2 separate regions of the Homo sapiens genome follow, and region 1 is linked to region 2. A link is a loop called in an ENCODE intact Hi-C map of the cell type or tissue named here. Cell type or tissue: GM12878. All regions are shown on one strand.

Region 1 (2,500 bases), 150 kb after region 2:
TAATATTAGAGCTTTGTGAGAGCTGGAGATGGTGTCAGTAAAGTAAGTAGCACACACTGGACACTCAGAATTGTTACTAGTATTGCCAAACACAGCAGAAACCAGAACAGGCTGGGCAGAGAGGCCTCTCTCTGGAGGCAAAGCCTCGAGCATCCCAAATGCCTTAGAGCTGATATCCTGCCTATTCCATGCAGCCCCTCAGCCCCGGCCCCTGCTTTGACCGAGGCTGATTTTCATGTGCAAAGCCTTGAGTTCAGTCTCCCATGAAGCACCAAGTCAGAAACACTGTCAGCCTTTCCAAGCGGTAGATTTGTGGCTCCAGCCAAAAAAAACCAGGACCCCCTCAATCTCCAGAAGACAAAGGGGAGCCAATACTAATAACACCTTATTTTCTTATAGTACTGGGTACTTTTAGAAATATTCTAGCTGTATTAATCCATTCTCACACTGCTATAAAGAACTGCCTGAGACTGGGTAATTTATAAAGAAAAGAAGTTCAACTGACTCACAGTTCCACATGGCTGGGGAGGCCTCAAGAAACTTACAGTCATGGCAGAGGGGGAAGCAAACACATCCTTCTTCACAAGGCGGCAGGAGAGAGAAGTGCTGAGCAAAGAGGAAAAAGCCCCTTATAAAACCATCAGATCTCATGAGAACTCACTCACTATCATGAGAACAGCAGCATGGGGGTAACTGCCCCCATGATTCCATTACCTCCCACCAGGTCTCTCCTATGACACCTGGGGATTACGGTAACTACAGTTCAAGATAAGATTTGGGTGGGGACGTAGCCAACCGTATCACTAGCAACGTGGGATAGGAAGTATAGCTATCACTCCATTGTTTAGATGGGGAATAGGGCTCAAAGAGGTTAAATCAGCACTGTCCAATATAATACAAGCTGCATATGTGATATTATTTTCTAAGGTAAAGAGAAACAGGTAAAATTCATCTTAATAATGTATCTTATTTAAACCAGTATACCTCAAATATTATCGTTTTAACATGTAACCAACACTTTAAAATTATTAATGAGTTCTTTCATACTCTTTTCATCCTAAGTCTTGGAAATCTGGTGTGTATCTCACACTCACAGCACATGTCAGTTCATACCAGTCACATTTTAAGTGCAGAGTCATCACCTGTGGCCAGTGGCTTCCTTCCTGGGTAGCACAGGGTTAATGGTTAAACGCTGCATCTCAGGTCACACAGCAGGTTAAGGAAAGCAGAAATGAGAGTGAGGGTTCCGAATTTCTCACGCCCTGTTCTTTGCATGCATCACCTGCTTCTCGAGTGTTCCTGCCTGCCTGGAGGCAGTATATTGTGGTGGCGAGGGGTGTGAACTGTGGCTTAGATTAGAGATTCACATCCCAGCAGTGCTGCTTTTTAGCCATGGGGCCTTGAGCAAGTTCCCTGTCTGCACTCCAGTTTTACATGTGTAAAATGGTGATGATAATGAGGCCTGCCACATGAGGTCGAGGTGAAGAGTAAATTCATTTTATTAATAAATTAGCTCCGTACAGCACCCGGCATATTCAAGCCCTCAGTAAATATTCAGGGGCTCCCCTTTTAAAGGAGTCCTGCCTGTGCTGTAAAGGCTCATCTGCTACTGGAAGGAGGAGCTGCTTGGGCAGCTTTTGGGTTGACTAAGAGCTTATTCGATCAGCCTACTTCCCATGAGCTTGCACTTCCAGGGACCAGGAGGGGGAATGGAGGTTGCTGCTGGAATGTTTGGATTTGAGGGTTTGGAGTTTTCCAGTGCATCCAGACAAGGATGCAGCCACTCTGATAGCTTTTCACACAGCAAACGCTGGTTGGCCCCTACCAGGTGCCAGTCTTGTGCGAGATACCCTGGGGGACGCTGACAGTCAGCAGCATGACGTTTCCTCACTTAGCACGGTGCCAGGCGGACTTCCTGTTCCCGTGGGTACTGCATGATTTGTCGTCTCTGTGTCCTTGCTGACGTTTTATCCTCCCCTCAGTGCCTTTCCCTCTCCCAAATTTCCTCTTGTCCAAACCCACTTAAATGCCACCTCCCCTGAGCCTCATTCCTTGACCCTTGCCCCAGCCATCCTCCTTACCCCAAAAGCTGGAAACAGACACACTCCTTTCAGATTCCTGTAATGCTGTCTCTACCTCCCGGAGTCCCTTATGCACCCTCTGTCTTGAGGGGGCTGCCCCACTACACCAACATCTCCTGAAGGACTCTCATTGACCTCGAGATTCTTCCAGCACCTCCCTCACAACTGGCATGGGATGAACAAACTCATTAGAGAATGAATGAATGGAGTTAATCTTATCTCCCAGTTTAACTGAAAAGACAGAGACAGTGGCTTCTTCTGTAAACACCACAGCAGAACAAACGTCCATGCTGGCCTACTGAGTAATAGTTGTCAAAGGAGCATGTTCAAAAACACAGAGCCCTAGGCTGCCTCCCGCAAGGATTGTTTCAGCAGGTCTGAGGTGGGGCCCAGCGAGCTGTATATTTTTTCATCTCTCT
Region 2 (2,500 bases):
GCAAAATAAGGACAACAGTGGTACCTACCACATGGAACTATTGCAGGAATTCCGTGAGATAATCCATGTAAAATGCCCAGCTCAGTGCCTGACCCAATGCATCTTAGCTGTCATTGTTACTGTTAATGTAACTATTAGCACATTCACACTAAATGTATCCATCTTTAAATGAGCTACTTTCCATATTTTGGTCATTGCACATTAAACACATTTTTAATCAACTTGTTTTAGGCTTAAATTGTAGGCTCCTCTGGTCTTCTTTTTAGCATCTGTTAGAAGTATTTTTAAAAGCTCTGCCTGAATTCATGGGGAGCCCCTGTAAACCCACTTGAAAGCAGATTTCATCACTAAAAACCCACAAAACACCTCAGTGTGAGTGGAGGAATCAGGATGTAATTTATGGCGTCCACTTCTTGCTGCCATTTGGCATTTTGCAAACTGCCATTGCCATTAGCTGTCACTTTTGAGTATTTATGATCTTGCGGTTGGAGCACTTTGATTCTCATAACAGAAACAGGGTCACATTTAGAAAATGTACCCTGGAAAATGTACCACCGAGCTGGAAACTGAGATCCCCCAGGGTGGTTGATGGATGGGGCTGCACAGGGGAAGTGTGGCCTGCCAGCCAGGCTGCGCTGTGCCCTTTCCACATACCACAGTTGGAAGCTATCTTTGTGTCTCAGGCCTCAGCCTGCCAGGCCTGGGCTTTCTGCTTGGCAGTGTCTAGGGGTCTGGGGCAAAAAGATGTGTAGCTAAATACCAAAACCATTTTCCATATGGATGCCCTTCACAGCCGTGAGATTGGCAAAGATAGAGCTAGGATTTGGCAGGAATTCCTCCATGGTCCTAAACTGGTTCTTTGTGTCCCAGGTAGCAGAGAGTTTGGGATCTTGCAAGTGAGGAAGCATGAGTTAAGTGTGGCACCAATATACTGAACTGGCAAGAGGCAGGACATTGTCGCCCCCTTTGGGCCTCAATTTTTTCTCTGCTAAATGGGAGGATTTGGTTTTGGTGAGCTCTGAGGACCATTCTTTCAGCCCCATTGAATCTCTTGATTTCAGAGAGGTGCTTGACTGTGAAATTATTTGGGATTTTTGGTCAAAAGAAGTTGAGCGTTTTGAGAGGAGAGAAGAAATTGCATTTAAGTTGTGGGGTTTTTTTTTGTTTTTAAATCCAGGCTATTCATTGTGTGTGAAAAAGAATACCATCTCCATCACTGTAATGCATCCGCACGCTTGTGAGAATCTGTCTACCAAAGAGTCTGAGGTGAGGATGCAAGTCCTGACTCGGCTATCTCTGTGAGACCTTGGACAGATCCCGGTTCCCCTTGCTTTGTTTCTCCAATTGGGAAATCCCTGCAGGATACTGCATTACATTAGGTTGCTATGTCTTCTTAAGCTCCTCTTGGCTGGGACAGTTTATCAGACTTCACCTTGTTTTTGAGGAGCCCTGGCCAAGCATTTTTTTAGAATCTGTTGGAATTTGTCTGATGTTTTTCTGATGCGTAGATGGGGGTTATGGGTTTGGGGAGCAAGATTACAGAGGTAAAGTGCCATTTTCCTTGCATCACATCAAGGATACCTACTATTAACATGACTTATCACTGTCGATGTTGACCTTGATCACCTGGTGAAGGTCGCGCCTGCTAGATTTCTCCACCGCACCATGACTCATGTTTTCTTCTTTTTCATACTGTACTCTTTGAAGGAAGTCATTATAAGCTGCCCTTGGCCTCCTCTTTTGAGAAGGCTTTTGGGGCCATTTGTTTATTTCATTAAACATTATTGGCTGCTGCCTGCATACCCGGCACAGTGTTGGGTACCAGGGTTGTGGAGTTACATACGTAAGACATGGCCTGTGCCCTTGAGGCATTTGGGGTCTAGAAGGCAACACAGACACATGTAGCAACAGTTACAACAACCCAAGGAAAGTGCAGTGAGAAGTTCCCACAGGCGTGGAAAGGAAGTCGCCTCACACCAGGCTTTTCTGTTTTCTGTTTCCGTGCTTTAAGTGAATTTTCTTAATGCCCTCTATTTCCTTCAACCATAAAGTTTTAAATGTTAAAAAAAAAAAAAAGCCTAGCTTATTTCCTTTCCATAGTTATCCTGAGACTCCTGGATATTATTTTTTAGGCATTTGCATAGCACTTTCTCTGGTGAAAGCATTTTTTAGTCATTAATTAGTAATCCACATTAATATGCAGATTGAATTAATCTATTTCAGGCAGAAGTCTGTCTTGAGGAAGCAAAATAGCTTAAGTGTTATTTCTCCCCACGTGCATCTTCTCCTTCTCCCCCTGCGCTTTACCCTGGTCATTATTAGGATTATTGCTGTGATTATTAAACGCTGATTGAGCACTGGAAGTGTCTGCGGTGCTTCGAAGAACTCCAGGGAAGGCAAGTCCCTGCTCTCTGGACGCAGAGCTGCACAGAGGCTGCCGTGGGGGATTCATTAGCACTGGGAAAGCGAAATTGGCCTCATAAATAGTCATCCTCAGGAA

What was found. A loop is a pair of places that touch in the nucleus more often than their neighbours do. Peaks named below come from ENCODE experiments on the same cell type or tissue, not always from the same donor. Only the 100,000 strongest peaks of a DNase experiment are listed, where the experiment ranks them.
Region 1: it touches region 2 in a loop (1.8-fold over the local background); 1 of 110 quality-filtered maps calls a loop at or near these places.

Annotation. Positions count from the first base shown.
Region 1 is chr5:154,383,427-154,385,926 of GRCh38, forward strand. The region is part of intron 6 of GALNT10 (polypeptide N-acetylgalactosaminyltransferase 10); the gene reads left to right. Among named protein-coding and RNA genes, the nearest start is that of MIR1294, 38 kb to the left of the region's middle. RefSeq lists an enhancer at 1,429-1,578. In GM12878, no CTCF peak of the experiment used is centred here; DNase peaks (open chromatin) are centred at 1,245 and 1,900; H3K27ac peaks cover 2,283 bases.
Region 2 is chr5:154,236,235-154,238,734 of GRCh38, forward strand. The region is part of intron 1 of GALNT10 (polypeptide N-acetylgalactosaminyltransferase 10); the gene reads left to right. Among named protein-coding and RNA genes, the nearest start is that of GALNT10, 47 kb to the left of the region's middle. RefSeq lists an enhancer at 1,646-1,695. In GM12878, a CTCF peak has its summit at 953; a DNase peak (open chromatin) is centred at 1,917; H3K27ac peaks cover 979 bases.